Regions from separate parts of the Mus musculus genome. Here region 2 is linked to region 1. The links are chromatin loops, found by intact Hi-C in ENCODE. Cell type or tissue: left cerebral cortex. All regions are shown on one strand. Each heading gives the region's core, and the rest is flanking DNA. Links, peaks and the distances in the headings are about the cores only.

Region 1 (15,051 bases), core at 3,705-11,704:
AGGGAACAGGCTACAGGGTCTTATTTCTTAAAATAGGTGGGGCTGCCTAGGAGACAGGGACTTCAAAGCAGGTAGGACTCCTCCTTATAAAATGGCTCCCCTCATTTAAATTGGGCTGGAGAAAAGGTGACAGATGCCCCCTGTTTTCCAAAGACTGTTTCTAAGTCCAGGGAGCCCAGGAAGATGGGAGGAGGGTGCAGACTAAACAGGGAGGCGCTCTCTGTGGTTCTTAGGGCTGGCCTCACTTTTGCCTTCCTACCACCAGGGGGCGGTACGCTCAGCTCCTGGGACTGACAAGATCCCAGACGGTGAAGGTCAGCTCAATAATAGGTGGGGGGGTCTCCTCTGTTCCAAGCATCCCTCACTTCTGCCCTGTGCTAGTCTACAGAGATACTATAAAGTCATTTTCTCCAAGTAGGGAGAAGAAATTCCACCAAACATTAAATATTTGGATTTGCTTTCATGGGATCAGGGATATGCCATGAAAACCATATTGGACATCGATCAAAATAAAAAAAAAATTTTTTTTCCAGTTTCTGAGCCCCTGATCCCCAGACCCTGATTTTTGTAAAGATACTTTTGTTTTGTTGTAGTGTGCTGCTTAGCATAGTAATAAACACAATAGTGTTTTTCATTCTAGGCTGTCTATCCCCAGGGGTGTGGTCCTCTGTTGCTTTAGGGCTGAGTTGTATATAGGATCTAGGTTGGGCCAAGCTCTCCTGCAGGGATAGCAAGAATCCAGGAGCCTATACTAAAAGGTGTAGAGTCAGTGCAGAACCCTCAAGGTCAAAGTGTGCCATGCCTGGCTCTTTCACCTGCATGGGCTTAGCTTTGGCAGGTCCTGAGAGCCTCTAGTGTGGGACTTATTTGGCAGGGAAATTTGGGGGCAGGAATGAGAGTAAGCTTGTGGTTGAACTGACCACGGAGAGAATGGAGGGACAGCGATCATATGGAGGTTTTGAGTGCCTGTGGGCTGGGACCCCAAGGGCTGGGGGGTGGGGCAGCTGTCTTCTCCCAGATGCCCCAGAGAGCATGTCTGAGCTATGGGGCAGAGACGAAAGCCAGAACTCTTTCTTGTGGTTTTCGAGTATTACCCATTCTCTCCCTCATTCCCACTTTCTGCCTTATCTCTGGAGCCTGGAAGGCAGGCAAAAAGCAGGCCTGGCCCTCCCACCCTCCCAGTAAACACAACCACATTGCTCAGAAAAATTCCACTCAGCTCAGCCCAGCCATCCCCCACCCCTCACCTCATCTTTCAGGCACAGACAAAGTTCCCAAGCAGGGACCAAGTCTTCTATCCGATTCCCTAGCCAAGACAGCGACTGTGAGGTGGCCGTGCACCTCCATAGGTCCTCCATATCATCCTTCTTTCTTCTTTTCACAAACTGGTGAAGAGAAGGCCACTGGCAACTTCTGCCTTTTCTATCGTGACCCTGGTAGAAAGAGAATACCGTCTAGAATGACCACTGATAAGCCACCTAGACATTTACCCACTGGTCTGTAAGGGAATCAGGGCTCAAGTCCCTATCTCTAATTCCAGGGTACACACCAGTTCATTAGAAATGTCTGCACCCACAGAATGGGCAGTGAACTTTTAGCCCTTAGGTCCCACAAAAAGCCAGAGAGCTGCTAGTATCAGTTGGATCTCTTGCTGTGAGAGAATACACAACAGAAGCAACTTAAGGAAGGAAGACTGTATTCTGGCTCATGGAACAGTTTTTAAAGGCACAGTTCACCGTTCTGGAGGAAGCATGGCAACCAGAAGGTGAGGCAGCTGGTCACATTGGGTTCACAGTCAGGAAGACAGACACACTCTGCCGTTCAGCTTGCTTTTCTTATTTTCAGTCTGCGACTCCAGCCTGTGGGATGGTACTGACCACAGATGCAGTTCTAGAAACCTGTTAAAGTCTTACTCCTAGTTCGGTGGGCGTTGTGCTATGCCAGGGATACCACTGGTCAGGGAACACACAGCTTCTCATCTCCTAGTTCAGAAAGACAGAAAGATGGAAGGGGAGACTCTGTGACTCTCAAGCAAAGGGGTCTGAAATAAGAATGGGACCAAACAGATGACATTGAGTCCAAGATGAAGTCAGCAAGAGTGGTAGATTCCACAAAGGCCACGGGCATCAACCGAAAAGGGATGGTGGCTCGGGCACAAGGAGACCGGATGCTGGCTACTGGCTCCCATCCAGGTGCATCTGCCCACAGCTCATATTTTTCTGTCCAGTGACAACTAAATGAAGAGAAAGCTAATTTTACAACCGCCCACTTCACACATAATGAATACGAATGGGCACCCCGGATACCTGTCTCGTGGGATTATCTGTGAGCTGACAGATCCTCCCACTGACTGGGTCATCCCAGCCAGTCTGTCCCCTGGCTAGGGCACAGACAGCCCCTCACCTGCTTCCCATTAGCCATGTTCCCCTCCTCCTCCATGCCTTTAAGACACAACCCCCGGGGTCTCCTGATACCCTGCCTCCAAGTTCATTCTAGAGGTTATCCTGTCTCCCCTCCCCCACCCCACCCCCGCCCCACCACTCCCAACCCCCCGATCCTGTAGTTTACCAAGGTCAGGCTGGGAGTTCTGCTCACTCCTGGGCAGGGAAACAGAAGTGGATCCACCTGGAATCCCAACTTCAGGAGAGTTGTTGCACACAGTGTGTCTTTGCTGAGGGCCTTCTAGATCCCATGAGAGCCATCCAAAGAATCAAGTCTTATGTCAGATGTGGTGATGTACATCAGCAGGGTATGTTGAAGAGACGGAGGTAGGAAGGTCTTAGATTCTATATTTAAATCTCAATTGTGGCATGCACATTGACTCCACAGGAGAATTGCAAGGCCCTGGCCAGGGCGACCCATTAGTCCAGGCTTCTGCGTCAGTCAGTGGTAGAGACTCTGTCCCATCAGAGGCATTTAGTGCTTCTTCTCCACCTTCCTCAGCCAGCAACACATCAACCTGAGTTACAACCCAGTGTACAGACACTCTGCAGCCCCAGGCAGACACAGAACCCAGCCAAGGCAGGACTTGAGCAGCCATTTCCCTGACACCCCAGCTTCCGTGGCTCCCTTCCCACTCCATGACTGGAAGCTCCCCCAGCCCAGTCTCTTGTCTAGGAGGAAGGCATGGACTGGGACTCGGGGGGCCCATGGTGGGTCCTGTGGATGGAAGTGGTAGACTGTGATATCCTCTTCACTTGGACCTTCAAGGCACCTAGCACAGCACCTGGTCCAGAGCAGAGGATGCCAGGAGGTTCTACCCTTAGAGGACTTTTGTTCTAGAAGACACAGGAAGTGTATGCAAATTCACAGGTCAGAATTAGAAGTGTATCAGCAATGCTAATGGTTACAGTTGTCCCTTGTCAGCCAGGTATGAGACTTTTACACCCCATTACCTTGTTCAGCCTTTGCAACAGGGCTATCGTCCAGGCAGACATTACAAAGAAGCCAGCTGAGGCTTGGAGTGACATTAACTCCAAGATATTTAGTGAGTAGAGGTAAAGGCTTAGATTAACGTCAGGGATAGCTGGGTGTGGTACCACACAGTTTTCATCCAGCACTTGAGAGGATTGTCGAGCTATGATATTAGCTCCAGGTCACCAAGACTACACAGTGAGACCATCTACACGGTGAGAACCTGTCTCAGAAGGTGAGGGGTGGGGAGGAGGAAGAGTCAAGGTTATCTGACTCCCAAGGGAGTGAACCCCTTTTCAGAGCAGCAGCCTAAGGCTGTCTGTGCCAAGGGTCAGATGAAGATAGCAGCTACCGTGAAGCTAATCAGTTTATTACACAACAGGCAGGAAGATAAGCTCAATCAACATGTACATCCGAGGTAGCCAGCAAACACAGGAGTCCTCTGAGACCAGGAAAGGCATAAAGTGAGGCTCAAAGCTGGACCAAATGGCACACACTTGTAATCCCAGTTATTTGGTAAGCTGAGGCAGGAGGATTACAAAGTCAAAGTCTTGCTGGGTTACAAGTCAGTTCAAGGCCAGTCTGGGTAGAGTTACTGACACCTTGCCTCAAAATAAAAAGCAGAGAGTGCTGGGGACAGATCCCAGCGGCAGAGCGCTCGCCTCCATGTGTATAAAGCCCTGGATTCAACCACTAATGTGTCAAACAAAACCAAACCAAAACACAAAAAGCACAGCAGTAATCCAAGTTCCTTTGAGGGGACACTCAGGGTTAGCCAATAGCTAAGACAAGGCTAAGCCTGGGTGGCCCAGTTAGGGCCTAAAGCAAGGGACATTTGCCATGAATCTTCTGCACGAGGGACCATGCCAGAGCCAATACCAGGCAAGTATGGCTTACAAATGAACAACTAAGAAGTGGCTCTCAGTGCCCAGGGATGGCAATGATTAAGAGGGTGGGGGCAGGGAGGATGTGTTTACTGGGAAGACTGTGTTTGAATCCTGGCTCATCCCCTTATTTCTGTGTGCCCTTGTGTGCCCTTGGGCAAGTTCTTTACCCTTTCAGTACTGGTTTGCCCGTCTACAAAACGGGGAGTGTGGTAGCATTTACTTGTCATGGTACATTTGATCCTTCCCTTGTTGCTGTGGCAACATATATGGTTAAAGCAACTTAAAGAAGGGCTTGTCTGGCTCCTAGTTTTAGGGGATACAGCCAACGTGAAGGAGGCATGGTGAATGGAGTGTGGGGCAGCTGGTCACATTCTGTCATTCACAGAAAACAGATGAACACCGGGGCTCAGTGCACTCTCTCCCTTTTTCCTTTATTCAGCCTACACGGTGGGGCCACCCACATTTAGGGTAAGCCTTCCTTCCTCCGTTAAACCCCTCTGGAAATGTCCTCACAGACACACACACTGATGTGTGTGTGTCTTTTTTAGGTGATTTCTAAATCCAGTCAAGTTGACAGTGAGGAGGAGCCATCACACAGGGCTTGTATGACAGATGTTCTGTTAATTGCTAATCACTATGTAGAGACACCTAATAGTGAATCTTTTGAGATGATACAAGCCTTAGGCTAACAGTGGGTCCTGGGTCAGTATGGAAGTGCCGCTGGGGAGGCAAAAAGCGGGGAAGGCTAGACTGTGCTTACCCCACACTGCCTGTCAGGTGCTGGGCTCTGGGGAGGCAGAGACACAGCTCTGGGGGTGGGAAAACTGCAGCCTAGGATGTGGGAGACTGAAGCTGGGGTTCACTGGCTCCGAGAATCCAGTCACTGCTGGGGTACCACACAGAGGAGGTGGCAACAGAGTTGGGGGCCTGCAGGCTGGGGACTAAGATGATCGGGGCCGGCTGGGGAAATAGGGCACTCCAGCTTAGCTTAGTGACTGTTTTCTGGGAGCACAGAGAGGCATTCTGAGGAGATTTAGGCAGCGGCTTGGTAGTGAAGGCTTTCTTCATGCTCCCCACTGGGGTTCTTGATCAAAGAGACCGTCCATGCTTATCCATACTATTTACTGACTCATCCTGGAAAGTGATGCATACCAACTCCTCAGGGTGGACCAGAGAGTAAATACCTTTTGGAGGAAGGAATGTCTGGGAAGGGAAGCTTATTGGCTAAGCCCTCAGGGCCTCTAGGTACCTCACTGGCATGGAGAACTCTGTTTTGGGCTACATGACCTATGGCACCATAGCCCAAACTGTGTGGTGACGTTTCCTATGTGGGAAGTGTGGCATGTGTTCTGGGCCAGGAATCTAGTAGCGAGCGGAGAGATGCCTACTGTCTCAGGTGGGTACCTGGGTGCCCAGTCTTGGACCCACTCAACCTTACTAAGTTTCCTGGCATGGTTCACTGTCTGTCCCACGGGGTAATTCATCCCTTGGTACATTAAAGAGCACTGGACCCTTCTGTGTAACTCAACCATTTTCAGAGCGTCTTCATGTTCATCTCATTACCCGGATGAAATAGCCCAAAACTGGGTGTCTCCAAGATGTTTACACACAAGGACTTGAGTTCTAAAGGGAACATGACAGTGACATGCCATAGTCGGAGAAGCTGCTTTGCTCTCTTCCTGAGGGCCAGGACCTGAGTCTAAAGATGAAGGCACTCATCTGCTCTGGTTCACTGGCCTCGTGGTTTTTGTTTTGTTTTTCTTCTGCAAGGAAGAAGAGAGTCTGGGAATGACTGCAAAGAAGAGCGGGAGAGGTCAAAGCACCAGGCTAAGCAATTTCAGAGAGCTGGATGCATGCTGGATTAAGAATGTAGAACCCACCTTCCTCAAATAGAAATCTCAGCATCTATACTTCTTGTTCCAGCATGTAGCAGCAGATCCACCATGCAAACAAGAGTGGTGAGACTCCACTGTCCTATGCAGGTTACCGTGTGGGGAAAGAGTCAGCTACAGGGACTTTCCAGCCCATAAGGCTATGTGACTTTCATGTTCTGACCCTTCCCCCTGGCTATTATTAACCATGCCGCCACATGAAAGCACATCCCGGCACTTAGCAGGTTGCAGACCCAGCAGGCACTGTATCTAAATACCAACAAAACAGGCTTGCCCTGGAACATTTCCTTTCTCAGTCAAGGCTCTCCTTTTAGAGATTTAAGATCTCATACATACGGCCTATAGGGGACTTCTAGGAATTACGAAAAAGAACAGTCCTGTCACTAAAGTCACAAGGAGGTTAAGCCTGAAGAAAGGAGCCTGAGGCTGCTATCTGAGCCAAATGAGGTTCTAGGACTTGAATGGATCTGTTCCCCTTGTTTCTCCCTTAGCCATAGGAGACACCTGCACTCTCCATCACTCTCCCACCATGAAACGGATTCCTGATAGCTCTGAGCACACAACTATCCTCTGTCCCAACCAACTTCACTTAAGCCTAGTACTAACTGGCTTGGCTGAGGACAGCTGCGGCGCGTCATCCCGAGAAACTTGACGTCTCTACTGAAACTACAGCAAGCCTAGCAGTCAGGACCCTGATCCTCAGCAAACCCAGAACCCTAAAGCAATGTGCCCAGACTGATGTGGGCCGACGACCAAAGTACTAACCCCTCCTTCCCTCTACAACAGGTAGAAAAGGCAGGAAGGCAGGCAGGCCAGAGCTTAGCCGGGTAGCCTGTCATGCTGGGGAAAGGGATTCTTGAGAGAACTGATCATTTTCAGGCCATATTTCTCAGAGAGAATCTCACATAGCCTAGGCTGAACTTGAACTATGTAGTCAAGACTGACCTAGAACTTCTGATTCGCCTGCTTCCACCTCTCAAGTGCTGAGAGTACACGTGTGTGTACCACTACCCAAGGCTTCTTTCCTACCAGGTAGGCACTCTAGTGCCTGTGCTGCATCCCCAGTCCCCAGAGCCTGCATCTACACACAAGGCAACACGGACAGTTTTGCTTTCTTTTAATGTAAACAGAATACACAAACACAATAAAAACCCCACCATGACACCAGAGATCACACAGAGTTTTGTATATTTACAGGTCATGGCAACCGAGAGGAAACCGGCACCTCTGGCTTCAGGAAGCCTCACTCCACCTTTGACCACATCCAAAACCAGGGTGCAGAGGCTGTGTGTCCATCACTTCTGGACAGAACTCAGCAGGATGCTGGGATGGCACGAGATAGTCCCAGAGCACAGCCAAGGTGCTGACTCTGTTCTTGGCCCTCAAGCGGACCCTCCTTCCTGACCAGCTGACATTGCCAAAGCTGCCCAGGAGTCTGTGGGACCTCACGATACAGCTGCTGTCGAGAAGGGATGCCAGGCCCGGCTCAGCTTTCCCCAGCCTAGGGCTAACTGTGAAATGAGTTTCAATCGATCATATCCAAGAGAGGAGGGTAGAAGCTGGGCAAGTGGAGGGAGAGTAGATCCCAGCTTGGAGATGACAGCTCCTGAGTAGGATGCTGGGAATCAACCAGAGGCTAACCTGGGTTCACTCACAGGCCCAGGGCAGGCTGTGGAGGACTCAATGGAGCTGTGCTGCCACCTGGAGGGGAACAGGAGCACTGCAGCAATGGTGAGGACAGTCCCTCAGGTATGAGACAGACAGATCATGGTCTTTTCCAGCCCTCTTCACTGCAGCAGCTCTTCCCAGGAAATGGGCTTAGAGAAGACCTCCCTCTCTAGCCATAGGTCATAGTTCATCTGGAAGTCCTCAGGAAGATCTACCCGCTGGCCCAATACGCTCTGCAGGCAATTGTCCACTGGCAAGAAGTCAGGGTTGCTGTGGGTCCGGTCATAGCGCCGGGCATTGAAGCGTTCAATGTTGGCACGGAGAGCACACTCCTCTGCCTGGAAGTCCCATGGCCGGGCATCAAGATCTGGGGCAAAGCAGAAAACTCGGTTAGGAGTCAGCCCTATAGCAGCTCCCCTTGAGTAGGAGCGTGATTTTAACCAGAAGATCATCTCCAAAGCCCATCCTCAGGAGAGGATAGTCAAATATAAGGAGAAAATCCTTAACTCTGAGAAAGAGACTTGTTCCCCCAAAACATGTCGACAGACAGGAGAGTCCTGGAAAACTCGTTTTTAAAGCACAGTCTCCCCTTGGTTCTAGATGACAGAGATAACTCCGAGACTCCATCATCTGCTCCTCCTCTCACCTCCATGACAAAATGTCATGCACCACCTTGAGCCCAGATGCCAGGCATAGTCACAGAGTGATGTGACTGCGACAGTGTAACACAGCAACACCAGGTAAACAACAGTTAGACTGGGAGGATGTAGATATCCAACAGTCTACAGAGGCCCAGGAACAGGAGGCAACATGGCTAGCGCTCAGGGACCAAGTGTAGTTTCCCTCTGTACCTGTACAGTCTATTCTCAGGCACAGAGGGCACACTGGAGAGCATGGGCATCTGTGGCTGCTGGGATCTGCAGAGCTCCTGAGAGCAATCCTCAGCTGGTACTGAGGTTTCATACTCTGTCCTGGAGTCTTGGGTGTGACAGAAGCTGGGTACCAGCACACAACGGGCTTGAAAAGAAAGCTGCAAACTCTGGGATCAGGCAAGTGAATGATTGCCCCTCCTGTCTTAATGTTTAACTTCATTCCTATGGGAACTAGAAAGCTAACAGGAATCTTACTCAGGGGCAACAGCATAGGATGGGTGTGTTGAAAAGATTACAGGAGCCAAATCTGAGGCCAACAGTGGGGAGAAACTAGAGGCAGAGCCGGTGAGGATCTATAGATTTAGGTAGCTGCAGTAGGGATAAAGAGGGGATGGAATCTTATGGCAATTTCTGGAAAAGACAGGATTTAGAGTGGAGGGACAGAGAAACAGATGAACACAGATACTGAGTAGCTTCCCAAAGTCTTGCCCAGAGCCACTAAAACTAGATCCCGGCCCTGCTCAGTGCCTAAGGGCAGAGAAAACTAAGGTACCACAGGCAAGGAGTCAAGTCATCCCTTGTCCTACCCTCTCCCACTCTTGCGGCGTCATATGTGGCCTCACCATTGCCGTACGCCCAGTCATCGTTCAGCCGGTGCCGCACCTTCTGGTAGATGGCAGACATCGTCTTCATGTTGCTCTTGCGCCACTGTCGCCCCAAATACTTGGTCTGCACCTTGAGCAACTTCAGCACGTAGAGCTGCATCATGGCCTGCTTCACCTTAAGGGCCCGCTTCAGGATGGGTGCCGACTTGAACACCACCAGCATCTGGGCGGCCATGGTGGCGGCCATGGTGAGAAAGCAGTAAGTGTGAGTGCCACTACATGGTCACTTAGCACTTCTGGGGTAGCAGACAGGACCACAAGCCATGCAGTTTCTCTTGAACTCACTGGTTCACTGGCACCTGAAGTGTTAGGCACTAAGACAAGCAGAGCTATAGCAAACCACTAAGGTTGCAACCCTAATTATGGCTCACTCTGTAATCTAATCTCTGAGAACTCATGGACCTTCCTTGTTCCAAAGCATTGCAGGGCTAAGGTGGCTCCTGACTCCTGCCCATCACTTCCCACCCAGGATCAGAAAGATCAGAAAGTGTCTGTGGTTGAGGGTTTGTTTCAGGGCATGCCTGAGAGTCTCTTCCAGCTTCTGGTTGTACTCATCAGAGAACCAGAAGTCTGCAGACCTGAACGAGGACGATGCTGCCTGGGAAGCCCCACCCTGAGGACCACGTCCCAGGTGAGGCGGGCACGGCATGGCCCAGGCTGGCTGCAGCACCAACTCACCATGGTTCTCGAGTGTTTCCACTTGGTTAGCTTGTTCAAGATCCGAAGCAGATTGATGCAAGAAAAGAGATTCCTCCAGCAAAACTGGTTGTTGTCACCAGCTTCCTGCAGGGAAAAGCCAGAGACAAACACAACTATCACGACTGCAGGCTGCTCAGCAGCAGTGTCCAAAGGCCTTGACTGATTTCAATGATTCTGTCACAGAATGCCCCGGACTTCAGTGGGAAGATGTAGGCAGCTTGAGTGGGCAAATCCTAGGTGAGCAGCCCTGACTAACCACACAGCCAATCCCCAATCGTTCTGCTCCGCAGCGTCCTCTCCCTGACTCTATGGCCATTTCTGGTACTTTAAAAGCCAAAGGTGACCTCTTCTGGAAGACACCTCTTTGTGTTGGGGGAGGGAATGCTCATACCAAAGGGGTAGGCAGGGAGATCTGGGCCACTCACCAGACTCTCTGCAGTTAGCTCTGGAAGTTCGTTCACCACGCAGTGAGGGTAATCCAAGACGGAAATGCTACAGAATGCAAAAAGACCAGGTGCTCACTGTGAGCAAAGGCTGGGTCTGCCAGAGCAGACGTGATGAGCTGAAGAAGAAGGAGCAATGTACCTCGCTTGCTCTAACCTGGTTTCCCTGACTATAAGATGAAGAAATACCTGCTATAAGATGGTATGTACAGTTGCTCTGTGACTCAAAAAGCTTGTAATGTAATTACTAACTGTGAGGGGTGGAGACACTATTGCAGCTTTTCCCTTCACATGAATCTGGGAGGTAGGACTAGAGACAAATGATTTATGCCAAGCCCTCTTAGAGGCCACAGCTAACTGGATTCCCTTGTGATGTCTCACACTGACAAGCAGGTGCTACCGGGTACAGTGGGTACAAGGAGGCTGTGAAGAGTCCACGAGAATCATCAGAGAAGGCTTTACAGTACACAAAGCCAAGCTCTGTACAGAGACCTGGAAGCAGAAAGGGAGGAAGGATAGAAGTGGCAATTACAGAGCCTAGGGTGAGAGCCTCCTGGTCACTAGCGTAGCTAATCCCATAACTGACACTCTGTCATTCATTATGTCTTTTTTGAGGCCTGGTAGATAGATGTTTAAAGAAAAAGTCTGTTCAATAGTCTCAGTGGAGAGGCAGCTGGAAGTCTTGCCACCTGTCTACACCACCCTTTCTTGGTCTCTGGTCCTTATCACCTGTTCTTGGCAGTGATGTAGGACATGATGTTTTGATTGAAGAACTTCAGGATCAAAGGGATGCAGTTGGCAAATACCAGGTGCTGGGCCATGTATTCAAACTGAAACCAACAGAAGAAAAATAAGCACAGCCCTGGTTCTCTTTTGTCTAGAGATAAAAAGCCTTGGCTGGAGGCCCTCGTGTTAGAATGCTGTGCAGAGGTCAAGTGGGCTCGGAAGTGAAGCCCTACTCTCTGGGCTAGGGGAGCTGCACTGCCAGAGGCCCCGCCCAGCGCACAGGAAGGAAGGCAGATCCTGCAGGTACCTGGTAGATGTGGTTCAACTTAAAGTGCTTGAGCAGCAGCAGCAGCACGGCAGAAATGGCCTTAACGATGACCTCTTTGTGGCGGTTCACATCCACCCCCAACTTCATGCTCTGCAGTACTGTGGTGCTAGGAACACAAGCGCCTGGGTGAGTTACCAGCACACAGTACCTCCTTCCCAGGTGTCCACAGAGGAGATGGGCTTCAGAACCCTCTGGCAAAGGCCTACGATCCACAGACACCTCGGAGGCCAGCCTTAGGGTTCTATCTCCCAAGTGATCCAGCGGGAACAGCTTCTTTCATCTCGCCAATACACACTCAGTCCCTTTCTCTGCTTCTCCTCCAAAACTGAACTTCTTTTCTTTTCCAAACTCTCCCTAAGCTTTGGCCACTCTATTAACCTGAGTTCCCCAAAGTATATTCTGTGGAACACCAGTATGTGGGGAAATTCCACTCTACAGTGGCGGGGTGGGGGTGCTGAAGTTAGATTTAGGAAGCACTGAATTATACCTGTTTCTTAATTCAGGACTTCTCACTGCAAATCTTCAGAAGAAACACAGTATTTCTGGGATTATCAAGATGGCCTAATGTTCTGTGAACCTCCCTCTGGTATGAGCCAATCCCTGCCTCTCCCTCACTTGGATACCACCACTATGACCACCAGACCTGGAGATCAGCTCAGAACAAGGCAGCCCTGGCAAGCAACAGATCAGGTGTGGGCCTGAGTCTGTCCTCAATGCAGAATATGACCTCAGGCTGTTCTCTTCCACGAAAAGACCTTTCAGCCAGAGAGGAAGAACAACAGCTAAGAGTTTCACTTTCTCCTCTGAGACATTTGCCAGGGGTCTACCTGCCAGTTGACTGGCCAGTGGGAGAAACTCCACAAAGGCACAGGCTCGGTGGTGGCAAGCAAACTGACCAGGAGCTAACCATCCTATGCAAGGTGTGCCAACCACACAGCTCTAGAATAAGGGCTCTGAGAGAGTCTACTGCCCATCTATTTACAAAGAAAAACCAGCATACCTAATTCACTTAGAAATTCACTCAGTGACAATCTGTGTTGGCATCAGGCCTAGCCATCTCCCTTACTAGTGAAACTTATCCAATTGATTCCTTTGTCTGAATCAGAAATACCCTAAACTTCACCTGCAGCAAAGCTGGGTCAAGGAAGGCAACTCACCTGAAAACTCCTGGCCCCACCCTTCCACCCTTGCTTCAACCTGTTCCACTCATGGCCCTGACACTCACGGCATCTCCTCGGGCAGAACATCTGCCAGGATGTTGATGGAGTCTGTTTTGGCTTTCGATGTGGGAGCTGCTGCCAGTAGGATCTTCAGAAGGGCAATCTGGGAAAAATAGACCACTCAGGTGAGCATCAGAACCTAGGACCACAACGATGCCCTGAGAAGTGGGACTCCTGAGGGTCCTCAGGTGGCAGGAGCCTTGCAGGCTGAAGGAAGGAGAGCAGCCCGTGCTCCTTCGCGGTCTCAGACACAGAGAACTCACCATATACTGAGGCAGGCTGGGGAGCAAGCCTTGATAGAGGGTTTCTGCAGGAACTTGTTCAACTTCCTCTTCTCCCTTTAACACAAAAGTCACACAACCCATGCTCAGGCTACAGTCCCCTGAGGCAGTTTACTAGCTGGCTGGAATAGAATCTCTAAGTATCAAAGTGAAGGGTGATGTTGGTGATACTGACAGGAGGCTCTGAAACATATGACATCCCAAGAATGTCACCCGGAATCATTTAACTAATTCTTCATGAGGTACCACAGTCATGCATGCTAGCAAACACTTGTAACCCAGCACCGGTAAGGTTGGGAAAGGTGTTTGAGGCCATCTGGGCTACAGATAGATGATATCTCAAATTAATAAGTAGATAAGAGAGAGAGACGGCCTTAGTCTAGCGCTGGTCTTCTTTTACAGGTAGGAAACAAAGCACAGAGAGATTGAGTTTTATGTTCAAGGTGCCATTCACAGACTGAAAGGAAGACATGGATGGCAATCTATTCAAGGAGAGGCCGACTCCTGGAGCAGCCTTGTGGCCAGGCCCGGCTCAGAGACTGAGAGCAGTTGGGGACTTTGTGGTCTCTTAACTCACCCCTGAGAGAGGAGAGCGAAGGTATTCCTCCTCCATCTGTGCCTGGACCTCTGCGATTGATGTATACTTGTGCTGGAGAGAGAGGCAGGAAAGAAGGTGCTGAGGAAAGACACCCCTCTTCTCTGGCCAGACTCCCCCCTCACCTGGCAAAGACCCAAGAGTTTATTTTGGCCTTCTGAGAGAGGGCTAAGTCACAACAAAGATTCCTAACTTAAACCTGCAATCTACTTCTGACAAAAAAGCCTGTGTGAAAAGCGCCCATAGAGGTTAGCAAAAAAGCAAAATAAAGTGGAAAGGGCTTTCAGAAGCAAAAACGACAGGAGGGGGCCTGGAGAGATGGCTCAGTGGTTAAGAGCACTGACTGCTCTTCCAGAGGTCCTGAGTTCAAATCCCAGCAACCACATGGTGGCTCACAACCATCCATAATAAGATCTGATGCTCTCCTCTGGTGTGTCTAAAGACAGCTACAGTATACTTACATATAATAATAAATAAAATCTTTTTTAAAAAATGACAGGAGAAAGATATCAGAGGCAAAACTAACTGTATTCTTAAAAGCCTAGTGCAGAGACCACCTGGTACTACCAATTTCAAAACTGGACTTTAAAATGTTACAGTTTAGACACACTGGAAAGCCTCCTGACCCCTGGGGTCGTCTCTCCGCTAATCCTCACACCCACAGCTCCCTCAGCTCCCTCTCAGCAGTGAGCACAAGAGGAAAACAGGATGGTCTGGGACTCCACCTGCCTGCCTGCTGAGAGCCTGGGTCCTGTCTGCCCTCCACTCCAGCTCTCTGGGCCTGGGAAACTGAGCTTGCTTGGTTTATAGAGTATGCTAGAGCACACCCACTATGGTGCTCTTAAGCCTTGCTCTCCAGCCATGCTATAACCAGCAAAGCTGACAGCACCATATCCATCCGCCAGTGCCTCTCAATTGCCTTATACCTCGTGGGCTCCCTGAACTCTAAAGCCTGGGACACACATATCTGTAACCGAAGTCAGACGTAGGAAGAGATGCTTCCCAGGCTCTTGCTGGCAGACAATAGCCCTGAAAGGCTTCTCCCTTGGCCCAGGCTCACTTTATTCTCCTGGGACCAAACAAAGCCAAACGTTCCCTTAGTGCCACTTACTTGTTTCAATGTCTTGATGCTTTCGTGGATTGGCCTTGGCAGCCCCACCACTGTGTTGGTGTCACTGGAGAATAAAGAAGGCCTTATGCTGAGCCCAGAGAGCCACTCACCGGTCCGCTGCCCCAAGGCCAGGCAAGGGCACTTCAAAGAGGCCTCAGGTCACACTCACCTTCCTAGAGTGTAGCCTATGAACTTGCTGCGGCTGGATTCAAGGAACATCTCAATGTCTTTCTCTCTACCAAGCAAGAAA
Region 2 (15,051 bases), core at 2,943-10,942, 55 kb before region 1:
TGGTTTTTGTTCAGGCCAGTGACAGACTGCCCCATAAAACAATGTGGACAAGCCTTGACAAGCTTGTACATACATGTGCATAACATATACCCTTACACATATGCACTCATGTGCATATGCATGCACGCACGCGCACATACACACACACACGTGCGCGCACACACGTACACACACCCATACACACACACACACACACACGCACACACGCGCACATGCGCGCACACACACACCCATACACACACATACCCATACACACACGCGCACACACACACACACGTGCACACACGTACACACACCCATACACACACACACGCACACACACACACGCACGCACACACACACGTGCACACACACACACATGCACACACGCACACACACATACACACACACACACACGCACACACACACACACACACACACACCCATACACACACACACGAGCGCGCGCGCGCACACACACACACACACACACACACATACACTCCTCACCAGACAATGACCTGGAACTTTCAATTTTCCAGAACTGTAGACAACACTTTTCAGTGGTTCATTACTGCTTTTTATTTTGGTGACAAAATACCTACCAAATATAATGCAGGAAGGAAGGGGAGTTCTGACATGTTTTAAGAAGGGATACAGTACAGGTAAGTGACACTCAGTGGCAGAAGCATGAGACAGCTCATCACATTAGGCAGGAAGTAGGGACAGACTATAAACACTGAAGGTCTGCCTTTAGTGACCTACTCCCTCCAGCAAGGCTCTGTTTTCTAGAGGTCCCACAACCTTCCAAAGTGACATCCCCAGTTGGGGACTAAGTGTTCAAACACATGAGCCTATGGGAGGCATTTATTATTCAAAAGACAACCACCCAAGCCTAAGGTATTTTAATACAGCTGGGACAAGACTATGACAGGGATCCCAGAATGTTTGCTGATAAAATCAATAAGTGGTACGGCAGCACACAGGCCAAAACGCCTTTCCTATTTCAATTAGAAATCATTTTGCCAGGGACCAGAGGGGTTTGGGACTTCAGGTAGGTGAACCAGGAGGAAGCTAGAGTGGGGAGTGCAATTTCTCAGTGGACACACACACAAAGCTGGCTCGCAAGGTGCAGCCCACTTGAGTAACGCTGTTACCTCTAGAAACACGTGTCCTTTCCTGGTAGAGGAGGGAGAGGTGATGTGGGGAGTTAACTATGCACAAAGCTGAAGTTCAGCAAGAACTTGCTTGCTATTCCTATCATCCCCAAGTGGTGATATAGAGTAGGGAACAGAAAGCCTTTCCAGTAACCGCTAGTACTAGTGGAGGGTCCATGTGGCACATAGTCCAAGAGTTGGGGTTGTCCACATACAGCAGGAATCACGTAGAAGTGTCAGTATCTGTTGAGGATCTGGTCCACATTCATGATGTATTCTATACATCCTCAATATATCTTCACCTGCTTTTCCCTGAGTACAAATTGTATCCCTTCTCAGGAATGAGACCCACAGCTCTATAACAAAAGGTACTGCACTGAGTGTTACAATCCCTGGGTTAACAGAATTCTTCCCAGGATTTCTATGCCTATTGTTCGTGCACACTCTCTAGTGCTCAGCTTTTGAGGGGGACAGGGGTGAGGAGGACCCTTGGGAGGGATGGGATCAGTCGTAGGAGACACAGAGCAGATGGAAGGATGGACCAACTTTTGTTCTTGCCAGTTTGGGACTGGACACATCCTCCCCTGAACTGCTGGCCATGGAGGCAGGAGAGTGGTTGGCTACCTTACCTTGCTCTCTGCCACTGGCATCAGTGAGAGAAAACAAAGGCTTTGCCTGCCCTTCATGCCAGCTTCTCTCAGCAAAGAATAAAACGCCCCACTTACTTTTATTGCTCAGAGGTTTCCTGGGAAATGGGCTATTAGTTCCCCTAATGTAAAGATAATAGGCTTGTCCCCATTGGCAAATGGCACAAGCCCAGCACAAATGAATTCACAGAACCATCACAAGACCTCCCAGCAGATGGCAAATAGCCACGGAATGAGAGTGGGATCAGGATAGAAACTTTGGGGAAGTGTGGATCCCACCCCACCCCCACCTGTGGGCAGTGAGTCTGGGAAGAGTCATTCAAACCCATGGAGTCCTGCCTTTCTTCTCCCCTTATCAGACAGGGTAGAGGTGGATGCCATCAAGCAAGGTGAAGTTGTCTCTATCGAAGAGAAGACAGAACAATGCCCCCTAACAGGCTTTCACAGCAGAGGGCTCCCAAGCCCTTCCTGCCATCCCTGTGGAGCTCACTGCTAGAAAATGCACCTACTATACCAACTACACTTCTTGCCTGCATCAATGTCTTTGAGGTAAGTGGATGTTATGATAAGGTTGAAAAGCTCAGCATCCAACAGAGAAAGGATATCAGCCAAGATAGTGGTCGGCCTAGGCTGAAGGTCAAGCCTATAGGCCAACAACAGAGTACTTCCCAGAGAAATCGAACCTCTGCTTGTTCTTTTCCAAAAACATATCTCCCCCCTGCCCTCTACACAGTCTCCATCTCTGGCCCCCAGGACTGAAATTCTACAGGAACAGTACTTTGGGGACTTCAACCCCCAATAGGGGGACCATGGTTCTCAATAGGCAACCCTGAACCTGCCCCATCCATACACAGTACAGGGTTTCTCATCTCTGATCTAGGGCTGTGCTCTTAGCCCCAGGTAGACAAAAGACCTGCTCTGGCATATTCTGCAAGGCAGAAGCACCAGACCATATAGCCACAGGCTGTGCTCTATGGGCATAACCCTGTGTATATCTCTCATCAATGAGGGCAGAAGGCCTTGTTTGTACTGTTTCCCCACTCCCACCCCTGTCTCCAAAGAAGTACTGGGCAATGCCAGTCAGATTGCAGGCACTCGGTGCTACCTTGATTAGTCAGAATGTGCTAGTGGGCATAACTTTATTTAGGGTGGGCATAACTTTATTTAGGCTGGACCCATGAGTGAGCCATTTACAGACCTTTTTTCCTGTCTAGGACTCTTTCCTGCTACTCTGGGACTTCATCTGAGTTTCCACAAGCCCCAGGACTGGCCCATGCAATCGCTTTCCCTAGCTCCTGTCTCTGTGGTCCCATCTCTGAAGATACGAAACCACAAGCAGGGCAGCAGGGCCAGCTTCACCACGAGTTCAAGGGCAGCTGGCAGCGCTTCCTCCTCTCTATACTACAGGGGATCTGGGTTCTAAGAGGAGGGACAATGGGCTCACACTGTCTGTTCTGAAGGAGAAGTGGCTCTGTCTCAAGCCATGGAGACTTTCTCTGAGGCATGCTTTGGCAAAGCTGCTCCACTCAGAGCCAGGGTGAACTCTGACTGTCCCTATAGCATACCATGGGCCATTTAAATCACTTGTAGCAGAGAGATGGTGCTAGAATCATTCTGCACTTCAGAAGGGGGCCTACGGGTGAGAGGGCATAGAAGGATCCAGATATCTTCCAGCTACTTAACGGTTTAGCAAGAAGGACAAATGCAACTCCATCAGGAGAAAGCAAAGAGAAAAATTGCCCGAGAACATAGAAGAGTCAGTCCAGGGGAAGTTTAGTGAGCAAGAGAAGGACAGGCCAATTTACTGATCAGCCTCCTCACCCTCCTCTTCTTCCTTCTTTCCTCCTCCTTCTCCTCCTGTCCCTCCTCCTCCTCCTCCTCCTCCATTGTTTTGCTCGAGTTCCGATGCAACAGCAGGGGCTTCCTTTTCCTCTGCCAGCTCGTCAAGCTGCTGTTGTGCTAGGAGCTGGCCCACCAACTGCTCCAGGGCCTCCAGGCTCAGCCTCTGCAGACGCTCCTCATGCTCTTGCCTCAAAAACCCCAGCACTGTCTTTGCATCCTTTGCTCCAAAATGTTTGTCTAGAACCTGGCCCAGCTGGAGCCACAGGGGCTGGGTTTGATGGGTCTTATCCAGCGCTGCATCCTCTGGAGGCCGCATGATGACATTGATGGAAGCGTTGGGCCCAATGCTGTAATCTGAGAGGTATTTGTCATCAGCCAGGAGCTGGCCTCGGAACAGCAGGTGCTGCTGCTCCTCGGGCACCTGTAGGTGCTGAGAAACCAGTTTCTTCAATGTGGCCACACTTTCTTTTCCAGATACCTTCAGGCTGCATCTTCGGCCCAAGAGCAGCTTGACCGTGAGGAACATTGGGGCCAGAGAGGAATCAGGAGGGATCCATGCTCTGGGAGTTGCCCTGAAGGTGTAGGGCCCAATAGGTGACTCTGTCACAGCTCCTAGTAGGGCAAGGGCCCAGCCCACATGGGCAGCCACTAGCTAATGCACAGTGATGTCATAATGCTACAGGAGGGCTCATTTCCAGAACAGAACTTTAGGGACAGCAGAGGGGCATTGTGGACATGAAGCAGCTTTCCTTCCTGAGAAAAGAGGGAAGGAGGACAGAGTTGGGGGAGAGTGGGTGACCAGGAAAGAAAATGTAGGCCTAGGAGAAATGAAAGCTGGAACAGAGAAAGAGAACAGGGAAAGGCACTATCCCAACAGCATGGCCGCTGGTTCTTTCAGCACATGCCTTGAGTACTTTTCCTGCTCTCTTGGTGTCAGCCAGAGAAATCACGGAGCCCCCAGGAACACCAGCACGGAAAGCTAGGACAGAGCCACTAATGGTGTCTGCCTTGAATCTGTAGCCTCAATCCACACATCCTACAAGGTGCTTTGATGATGCCTTCCTTGCAGGAGGAGAATGTGTAAGCTCCTTTAATCCTATAGCAAGAGGCGCATAGCTGTATCTTTAGGGTGGCCCACCTTGCCTCCTAAAACATCTCTGTATCTTCCTCAGGCAGGCTCTGGGCAGACTCTGGGGTCAGAGGTGCACAAGAAACAGGATATTTTTTGGGCATTTGAGTGTCGCGTTTGGCAGGCTTCAACTGCAACACATTGTTGATCTTGGCCCAAACCCTTGTCAGGTGGAGTAAGCCCAAAAGGATGGTACTTTCTTGGTTGAGAAGCAAGTAGCCCTAGAAGAGTTAACAACCCTAGTAGATAAGCTGACTGCATTGGAGACTCCCTCAGTTCTTCCTAGCACCCAAATCCTCCTTTCCCTTCATCCTTTCCTCCCTCTATCTCTGCCTGACTTCTCCTTCCCCACAGCCCTGACCCTACAGAGGATGACAATGTTGACAATAAGCACTGCTTTCCTGAGCCTGCCCATCCACAGTACCCTACTCCAACCCTGTCCCATGCTTGCTCAACTTTCACTCCTGTCTCTTTGGCATCTAACAGCAGCTGAAAGAAAAGCCCATGGGTGTGTGGACTATCACCATACATACCTGTTCTCCCATGGGAGTGCAGACTGTCACTATACCTATTCTCTCATGGGTGCTCAGATTGTCACTATACCTATTCTCCCATGGGAACGTAGACTGTCACTACACCTATTCTCCCACTCCTGTATTCTCACTCTTGGCAGATGACCCAGACTGTGTTTCACAGCACTCACCAGTCAGGAATCCCAGACACTGAGCCTCATGTTAACCTCCCAGAGTTGAGCTCTTCCTTGGTCCCCACTGGCCTTCCTGGCCTAGGCCTTTGTTTATCACCCACTCTCATTGCACCCCCACTTTTCACCCTTTACTCCAAACATGAGAACCTGCCTTTGTTCCTGCTTGCTTCCTCATTTGAACACTACCAACTCATCCTGCAAACCCTGCCTGCCTTAAAAATCACCTCCTCCGTGAGGCCTTCTCTGCTTTTCCCCAGACTTTGACAAAGGTAATCCTACATGCCTCTGTGCAGCCATTTTTTTTTCTAGTGCATCCAGCATATGCACCCCAGTCCCTCCCTCTGATGCTCAAAGGCAGGGTCTGAGTCTCATCCACTGTGGTACCCATGCCTTCAGCACACTGAGTTTTATATACAGATAGCCCTGAACACACATTTGTTAGTAGAAAAGACCTGATTTAGACACGTAAGCCACACAGGATCATGCAGGACCCAAATACATAAGCTGTGGAAAGACATAACCCTGCCTGCAGCCTCTCCTTCACCCTCCCCCTCCCCCTAGAAAGATGAAAATCCAAAATTATATAGAAAATAAAGCAGAACGTGATATCAGGATTTACCAAAGGCTCCTCTGTAACACTTATTTAAATAGCCAGTTCCCCTGGTGGATGTAAAATGAATCTAAATTTGCAAGTGTACACACAGTGTGGGTAGGGCTGTGGCCATGACTGACAGGCAGGCATCTGTGCAGATGAAGGGAGTAAGTAAGGTTTCTGAAGGGCCATTTAAGAGTCCTCAGTCCCTTGAGAGGACCCCATGATGAACAAATCATTGGATAGACAGGATTGGAGTCATCCTACGGTAGATGCCCCAGCAGAACTAACCCACAAAGGCTTTCTGGAGGGCGCAATCTGAGTGAACGTTACAGGGGACAGAGGAAGGTGAGGTGTAGTCTGTCCCAGGCTTGGGGGTTCTGGAGGAAGCAAGGGAGCTTGGAGCATGGAGGCTGGGAGCACGGAGGAAGAAGATATCATCAGTCATCTGCATCTAGACCCTCCTCTGAAGGCCCATTTATCCAGGCTTGAGCTGCCACAGACATGAGAAGTCTCTGGAGATGGCCACTTGGGTCGAGCTCCCCAGACTGTAAGCACATGGAAGCCATAACACAGGCTCAGTTCTCCATAGCCTGTGACTATGTGTAGGCAGGTGCACCTATGACAGAGACTTAAGAGCCATGAGAACAGTAACAACTGAATTATCAATGTCTCCCGCAACTGCTGAGAGAAATGGTCACTACTCAACCCCTGGAGTCTCTAGCCCCTCCTAAAGGGGACAGAAGAAACACCTGTCTGGGTACTGGAATCCCATTTGGAGCTAGGAAATATTCCCCTCCCCCCCATGTAACTGCTTGTCTTAATTATGCAATTAACATGATAAAATATAATTGTGTAATCAAAGCACACAATCAGACGATTGTCATAATTAGAGGGGAAGATGTTCTGAAATGAGTGGGTTTGATGACTTGGGAAAGAAATGAATGTGCTCAGAGAATATGGATGGTCATGGGTTCAGATCTCTCTCACGAACACTGCAAAAGCTACTGGCATCACTGGAGACCAGTGCAATGTCTGAGGGGCAGATAGGATGGGAGAGTCTCCCAGTGCTCCTGCGTGGGCTAACTGAACCTTGGTAATCATAAAATTAGACCTGTTGTCCACCTGCTGGCCTGGGGCCTGCCTTTAATGGGTTAATCCTCAGATCCCATTTTTCACCGGTAGATGATAGGAGTTAGGATCACTTCCCAGCATCTTTCTGAAGCTAAGGTGCGAACCCACAGCATCTGACCTGCAGAGATATTAAATGTGGCATTCAACTCACTACCAGAAATCGGAGTTCCTATTGTCACTCCTGTAACAGTGAGAAAGACCCCACGGTACTTGAAAGCATGCCCACAGTGACTCCCAGTCTGCTCCTACCTGTATAGTCTTCTGCAGGCTGGTCCTAGCTCATAGGGGAAGATGGGGTGAGCAGGCAAGTTAGTGACAGCTGAGGGGCTCCAGAGTGCAGGAAACTCAGGGTTGCCTCCTCTCTCGTTCTGTATGAAGGCTTATCAGGGAAATAAGTTATGATCTCTGTCCACCTGACCACCACCACCACCACCACCACCACCACCGGAGCGCAATGAAGTGTTGTTATTTTACCTGAGTGATGTCAGCTCAGCCTTGAAGGGGATGCCAAGGATGAGGGAGGAGGTGGAAGTCAAGGCAAGACCTAGAAACAGCCAGAAGCAAGAAGGAAGAGGACAGGTATAAAAAGCCTGCAGAGGAAATATTTAGCCAGGGGAGACCCAGGGAATGGGCTAGGGAGGGGCACCAGGGAAGGGGATAAAAAGAGGAGAGGGGAAGAGAGATGAGAGAGATGCAGGGGCAGGCAGAAGCAGTTCACGTGAAGTACAAAGCACGCAGGCGGGCTGCTCTTCTGAGAACGCCATCCTCTTCCCCTCTCCTCCAAGTGGAAAACGTTCATGATTGTCAGAGAAAGTGGGGTCCACCTGGGAAGCTATTTATCCCAGGGTAGAGCTGAGAGTGTACTTCTTTCACTCCAGGCACTTCCTGCCTCCTCCAGCTCAGGGAACCTTAGCACTCAGAAGCTCCACCCACGTGTAAGGCCCAGGAGAGCCCAGTGCTACTAAGTCCTCCAAGACCCACCCTCAGACCTACCCTGCGCTGTCCTCTGTAGCTGTCTAGCTGTCACTAGGAGAGGTTCCTTGAGGCTGCTCTGCACTCCAGCCTAGGTCTGTATTAGGACAGGCAGCTCTTCAGGGGACTCTGTGAGCAAGGGGACTATGGCAGATCTTATGAGAGAGACTACAGGAGCCCAGAGGGGCACAGATGGGAGAGATCAGGGAAAAGCCAAACTTCTGGTGGCAATGAGCAGCTTGGTGTCTGTCCAGACCTCCATTCTCACACCTAACCACCTTAGTCCTGCCCCATGCTGCTGTCCCAGAGCCCCAGAGAAGTCAGAGGCCTGCCTGCAACCTGCTGGTGCAGCCCAGAAGCCTGGTCGCAGAGCCCAACACAACTCCTACCTTGTGACATCTGGCTGTGGCCACTAGATGTCACTGGTGACCTCCCTGGCCAGCCCTGGTGGCCATGACCAACCATGCTGTTGTGAAGTCTTGGCACACAGGACTGGACCTCGGGTACAGAGCTTTATCCTGACATGAACCCCACCTCTCACAGACTGTCCAGCCCTTGTCAGTCACGGCTGGGGTATAGACACAAGGGCCCACACTGAATAGGGTTCTGGGCCAGGAAGAAGAGGTCAGCCAGGCACATATTTTGAGGGAACACATAAGTCTGACTCTTCAGGACCTAAATTATCGCCAGGGAAAGGAAGCTGCTACTAACAGCAGAGGGTGTAGGGTGTGCAAATCAGATGACTTTTTTGAAAGAGGCCTCGGAAAGAGCTGAAGAAGTCAAAGAGGCAACAAGAACATCCCGGCTGAGAGCCCAACCTGGACAAGGCCGTGTTGAAGAGTGTGGAACCTGAATGGCTGAAATGAATGCTTCCCTACCTCCAAGGTGACTCTTCATGTGAAGATTATGTCATCAGCCACAGTGGCAGGAATTCTCTGCCCTGAAGCTTTGTGGATGAAATGTGATAAAGTAAACTCAAGAGTAAAGAAGATGCCCATAGAACTAACGGGGTGCCCACCCCTCTCCACCCCCCCCCCAACATCCAGATCCAGGATCATAGATTGAGCAACTGCGGGCTTGAGCTCATCTCTAGAATTTGCAGTTGGTTTAGATAAGAGCAACTCATTAAGGTCTGACAGTGGGTCGGTGGCCAGGGAATAGATAGCCTGGCTAAACCCAGGCTGAGTTCCCAAGCTCGCTGGCTACCTGGTAGGATGGCTGCTGTCCATCAGATGTCAGGCTCAGCTGGGATGGGAACATCTACAGTCGTAACCTTGGGGTTAGCAAGCTGAGTGGGAGAGGCAGACAAGGCAACCCTGAGTTGCTTCCCTGCTGGTTTATACCCAGGTGAGAAGGCTGAGTGTCTCTCCAGGCCAGATGCCTCTGGGTCTGGACTGAGTTTGTGTGATGAACATGGGGTTTCCAGACCTGAGACCCCACTCCCTACTTCCTGCTGGGTCAAGGCTAGGTTCTTGGCTTGACCGGGAGCCAGTAGCTCATGAATGATAGAAATCCCAGGGTCTGGATGCTCCAGGTGACAGAATCTCCTGATCTGTCCCAAACCATTATGTATCCTCCCACTTGACACCCTCTCCCAATCTCCCTGCAAGGGCAGCAGGAGTGAACACAACATTCAGGGCTACAACTAGGGGGCCATTTCTGATAACGGTGCTAAGAGTGCTGAGTTCTCTCAGCAATAAAGAGAGCCAACCTTCATCCATGAAGATGCTGAGTTAGCAAGGAACGGGGAGATAGATGAGATAACTCGACAACACCGAACCTTGAGAAGCAGATGAGTGGAGAAGTCTTAGTAGGATATAGGCAGGAATACTGGATAAACAGTCCCTGCCCTTTTATACAGAGGGATGCACACAATGGGTAAAGAGCATTTAATGTGTGCTCATTGCGTGCTCTGATTATATGAAGAGGTGATGGGGTGGTCCTACTGTAACCAAGACTGGGACCCTGAATTATACTGTCACAGGTTGTTAGAGAAAAGGGGAGAGCTAAAAGAGTAAGAGACTGGGGCCCAGGAAGGTGCCCTGCTAATTGTCAGCCTAGTGGGGAAGGGTTTCCATAACCAGGACCCCTGGAGAGAATGCCAACAGGAGAGAAGCTGGCCCTAAGCCCAAAGAAGTGAGTCAGGACGGCCATAGGGAGTCACATGTGAAGAGTGGTCCCTAAGGCCCCAGCCAAGTTTCTGGGCCCCAGATGAAAAGTGAACCATTCGTTCCCCCTGGAGGGGAGTAGTCAGTCACCCTGTAAAAGTTTATTTTTATACATGTCTGATCTATTTCACATCCGCTCAGATATTTTGACACATATACAGGAAATGTAACTCTCCCCCCATATGGCAGTGTTTGGTTGACCAGACCTGAGGAAACTCAATAGCGTCGCAGAGGAGCAGAGGAGAACAGCAGCTTCGGAGAAGAATGCCAGAGGCCTGAGGCCCTGTGACCACCTCGGGCCAGGAGACCAGGAAGAGGGATCACGGGGAGGTCAATGTGGGAATCCTCCTGTCTGAGAACAGAGCTAAGGACCCCAGGTTCCTGAGAGTGGTTATGGTTGCTGCTTCCTTGAATGGATGGACAGAGGATGGAGTGAGTCTCCCAGCAGGCAGCGAGAACCAGCGGAGAAATGAGGTGTGTGATAGACCAGGCAGGTCTCAGAGACCAAAGTCACTGTGTGCCCTCTGACACCAGCTAATTGAGCTGAATAGTGTCTCTCACACTAAGAGTCAGGAAGATGGACAGAAACAGGGCAATCGCTAGCTTGATGCCTGTCTTCAGAGCAGCAGTGAGTGGCAGCTGCTTCCCTCATTCCTATACACAGGCACCTGTGAGCCGAGTCGTGAACTGATGTTTCAACGGGCCCTTAAATGTGTTAGCACATAGTGCTGTGGAAGAGCGAAGAACAGCACCTTCCTTCTTCCACGTGAGTCAGGGAGGGACTCTTTTCCCAGTTCCCACGGGCTGAGGCCACTCCTGCCAGAGAGAAAAAGATGGCATGGCTCACTGTTGTAAGAGGGGAGAGAATAACTCGTTGACCTTGAGGCTTCTGCTGTAGGTTTAAATTCACAAATATCACATTCCTGTTGGGTGCTATAGGAAGGCAGCCTGACAGTCTCTTACTCATAAGTTGTGATGGAGCTGACCCTCCCAGGAGTGCCTCAGTGCTGGCATTTGATGCTGAGAATGGGTAGGGGCCATGAAATGGTATCTCCCGTGAAGCATCGGCTCACAGTGCAGTCTGTGCACTTCCCACTCTGTCCTGTGAGCTCTGCCCATGTCTTGGGTCTCCTTCCCTGTGGCTGTGGATGCCACTGACCTGGATTCATCTCATTGCCTTGGTCAGCAACACTGCCCCTCCTGGGTGGGGATGGGGGTTACAGGCTGGTTCAGGATCTCAAGGTATGGAGTCCCTGCCTGAAGTGAAATGTGACTGCCAGAAGTTCCTAGGTCCTCCCTTCCTGCCCTTCCCTCTGGAAGTCAGTATGTCAGTGGATGAAGGCTGCACTTGGCTTCATCACCTCCTGCACCCCCCCCCCCACCTCCCGTAAATCCTGGCGACACAACAGGAAGGCCCTTTAACTAGCACATAAAAGTGCTTTGGGCTTTCAAAGGCCCCTGCTCTGTGTTTACAGGGGGCCCAAGATTTTTATGGGCCATTTCCAGTCCTCCTTCCCTGACCCACTGATGCATCTCTGGGGCGGGGATAGTCACAACCCAAGCCACGTGACCATTGGGCACAGAAGGAAGAAGAGGCCTTTCCAGCCTGGAAGACAGTGAGGACCAAGTAGGCTGAGCATCCACTCATCCTACGGCCTGGGCAGCCTTCCCAGGAAGGGTCTTGGAAGGATCCCAGAAAACATCTCTGTAGTGGTAGTAGAGGTTCCAATGTGAGAAGCATTTCAGGCCATGTCACAGGGTGGCCAAACAGTCAAGCTGTCACTACTGCAACTTAACAGAACTTGGGCATCATTCTACCCCTCAAAGCCCCAGAAGCTCACAGGGCTACTGAGCCCCGCTGGTTTAGAGACCTTTTATAGGATCTTGGCGCTAAGTGCAGAGAGGCTCTAGTCCTTGGGACAGAGAAAGACAAAATTGGGAACTAGAGAGAAGTTCTAAACCAGAGGTTCTCAACCTGTGGGTCATGACCCCTTTGGAGGGTTAAATGGTTCTTTCAAAGGGGTCTCCCAAGACCATTGGAAAACACAGATAATTACATTACAATTCATAACAGTAGCAAAATTACAGTTATGAATTAGCAACAAAAATAATTTTCTGTTTGTGGGTCACCACAACATGAGGAACTGTGTAAAAGGGTCTCAACATTAGGGAGGCTGAGAACCGCTGAGCTAGAATATGCCTATGCCGTGGGCTATGTCATACAGGTGGTATGCTCAGTACAGTATCAGAGTGTAAATAGTTTCCTTAGTGCTTCTACTCAAAGCACATACATGTTCACAATAAGTTTATAATGTAGGTACTACCTCTGCCCTTGCTTTACAAATGATGAAACTGGGGTTCCCCAGAGAGTAAACGAGTTATCCACAGCCACACAGCTAGCAAGTGGCCAATACAATCTTCAAACCTAGACACTGGGCCTGCAGAGCACAGGCATAGTCACAAGACTCCCTCTTCTCTGTAGCAGGTCCCTCTGTGAGGAAACACAGAGGGTAAAACAGGCCTGTAGTTTTTAGAGGTCTGGGAGACTTGCCTGTGGGGTTAGAAGGTGCCCACAGAAAGTGCCTGGGTCTGTGCGCCCCTGAGAAGCACTAAGGCCAAGTGCTGAGGAGGGATGTCATGGGAAGGACTCTGCTGAGACAAGAGATTCTGTCTTGTTTCTGAGCTGGAGAGAATAAAGGCCTCTATTGGGAGTGCACACACACCCCTCCCCCTTGCTCTGGCTATTTCCTGAAGAGTCTGTCACCTCCCCTTCTGGGAAGGCCCCTAGAACTTCTGACCCACTGTCCTCTCACCCTTCCTGGGACCTGCTTATAGTCCTGCCCAGGAAGGGCCCACTACCGGCTCCCCACTCCCCACTCCTCCCAGCTCCCAGCCCCTTGTCCTCCCTCCCCCCTTCTCTCTTTCCCTCTTCCCCCCTCCCATGCTCCTGCTGTCATCGCTCCACTTACACCATGGTCCCCACAGCCACTGGGGACTGGGGCCTGTGCCTGGTCCTGCCTCTACCCTCTGGCATGGCAGGAAAAATGTGCTTCTGTCGATAGAGTCTTGGAGTCTTGAAATGATGCAGTCTAGGGGTCTGGATCGGGGTTCATTCTCTGCCTGTTAAAGAATGAAAAGGCTGGAAAGATCTGAAGTACAACAGGTTTCATCAGGGAAACCTCGAGCACCGCAGACAGAACGAACAGGTTTTTTTTAAGGCCTTTTTCTTTTTTTTTTTCTTCTTTTTATTAGATATTTTCTTTATTTACATTTCAAATATTATCCCCTTTCCTAGTTTCCCCTCCGAAAATCCCCTATTCCCTTCCCCCTCCCCCTGCTCACCAACCCACCCACTCCTGCTTCCTGGCCCTGGCATTTCCCTACACTGGGGCATAGAACCTTCACAGGACCAAGAGCCTCTCCTCCCATTGATGACCAACTAGGCCATCCTCTGCTACATATGCAGCTAGAGCCACAAGTTCCACCATGTGTTTTCTTTGATTGGTAGTTTAGTCCCAGGGAGCTCTGAGATTACTGGTTAGTTCATATTGTTGTTCCTCCTAGGGGGCTGCAAACCCCTTCAGATCCTTGGGTCCTTTCTCTAGCTCCTGGGACCCTGTGCTCGTCTAATGGATGACTGTGAGCATCCACTTGTGTATTTGTCAGGCACTGGCAGAGCCTCTCAGGAGACAGCTTTATCAGGCTCCTGTCAGCAAGCTCTTGTTGGCATCTGCTGTAGTGTCTGGGTAAATGGTCTTTATTGGGGGCGAGAAAACACACATGCAGCAAACACAGAGAAAAACACCCTCTGCAAAACCGAAAGTCCAGGCTCTCCTTGAGGACTAGGAGTTTTTACACCTCTGAAGCCTTTCTCTCCCCTATTTGAGGGTTGCTCAGTTGAAGACATAGGATGCCTGATTGATTCACAGCTGTGTCCAGATCCAGCCTTGACCTTGTGGAGCCAGCCTGTCAGCAGAGGGCCTGCTGGTCGGGGAGAAAAAAACAAAAAACAAAAAACTACCAGGCTTTTGTCTCCAGACAGGAGGTTGAGGAAGCTGGCCATCTTGAGAATGTGCCACCTTCATCATTACCTAGCCGTGGCCCCTCTTCCTATCTCTGCCTACCAAGGAGTCTGTCTAACTCCTGGACTCTTCCCGTCATCCTATCCTCCCTCCTAGACCCTACCACAGCACAGAATTGGATTAAGAACAAAAATAGGAGCTATGTTTGTTTTAATCAGCTTCAAGACACGGGGGCTTCTAAAGGGAAGGCAAGTGAGCAGGCTGGAGCTGGCCCCTGGGGCAGGCAGGCTGGGCCGTGATGCCATCCTGGGGTCAGCAGCATGCAGAGCCGAGAGAGCATCTGCAGGTCAGATCCCTGGCAGATAAGGGAAGAGGGAGAGGACCTGGGGCCCAGGAGGATGAAAAGGATGGGAAGGAGGGAGGAAAGAGATGCTTTTCCTGAGACATGAGAACTGGGGAGAGGCTGGGCTGCCTACAGCCCCATCCTAGGGTGAGGGGGCAGGGAAATGGGCAGGAGGGGAGGAGGAGACCTAGGGGGAAGGGAGGGAATGGTGTGAACCCTGGAGCCTAGAGGAAACAACAGAAAATGTTTTCAGAGGAGTGCTTTGCTCATAGGAATAACGGACAGGGAAGGCCAGCTAGTGTTCTTCGCTCACTACTGGTGATGGAAGGACCCGTGCCAGAGCTACCATAGAACCCAAAC

The links. A loop is a pair of places that touch in the nucleus more often than their neighbours do. Peaks named below come from ENCODE experiments on the same cell type or tissue, not always from the same donor. Only the 100,000 strongest peaks of a DNase experiment are listed, where the experiment ranks them.
Region 2: a loop joins it to region 1, with 3 times the contacts of the local background. A loop is called at or near these places in 10 of 42 quality-filtered maps.

Annotation. Positions count from the first base shown.
Region 1 is chr3:107,605,239-107,620,289 of GRCm38, forward strand. It overlaps Strip1 (striatin interacting protein 1), which reads right to left. Exons shown (of 21, transcript NM_153563.2): 11 at 14,971-15,036; 12 at 14,802-14,865; 13 at 13,673-13,744; 14 at 13,078-13,152; 15 at 12,820-12,917; 16 at 11,574-11,700; 17 at 11,270-11,370; 18 at 10,523-10,589; 19 at 10,077-10,181; 20 at 9,357-9,561; 21 at 7,294-8,228. The coding sequence ends at 7,981. It overlaps Alx3 (aristaless-like homeobox 3), which reads left to right. Exons shown (of 4, transcript NM_007441.3): 4 at 1-637. Among named protein-coding and RNA genes, the nearest start is that of Alx3, 18 kb to the left of the region's middle. In left cerebral cortex, for the core only: a CTCF peak has its summit at 7,897 (motif pointing left); a DNase peak (open chromatin) is centred at 7,903; H3K27ac peaks cover 386 bases.
Region 2 is chr3:107,550,792-107,565,842 of GRCm38, forward strand. It overlaps Ubl4b (ubiquitin-like 4B), which reads right to left and starts at 4,282. Exons shown (of 1, transcript NM_026261.2): 1 at 2,907-4,282. The coding sequence starts at 4,151. The coding sequence ends at 3,585. It overlaps Gm36097 (a long non-coding RNA gene), which reads left to right. Exons shown (of 3, transcript XR_375959.4): 2 at 2,143-2,332; 3 at 2,998-3,504. In left cerebral cortex, for the core only: a CTCF peak has its summit at 8,581 (motif pointing right); DNase peaks (open chromatin) are centred at 6,193 and 8,585.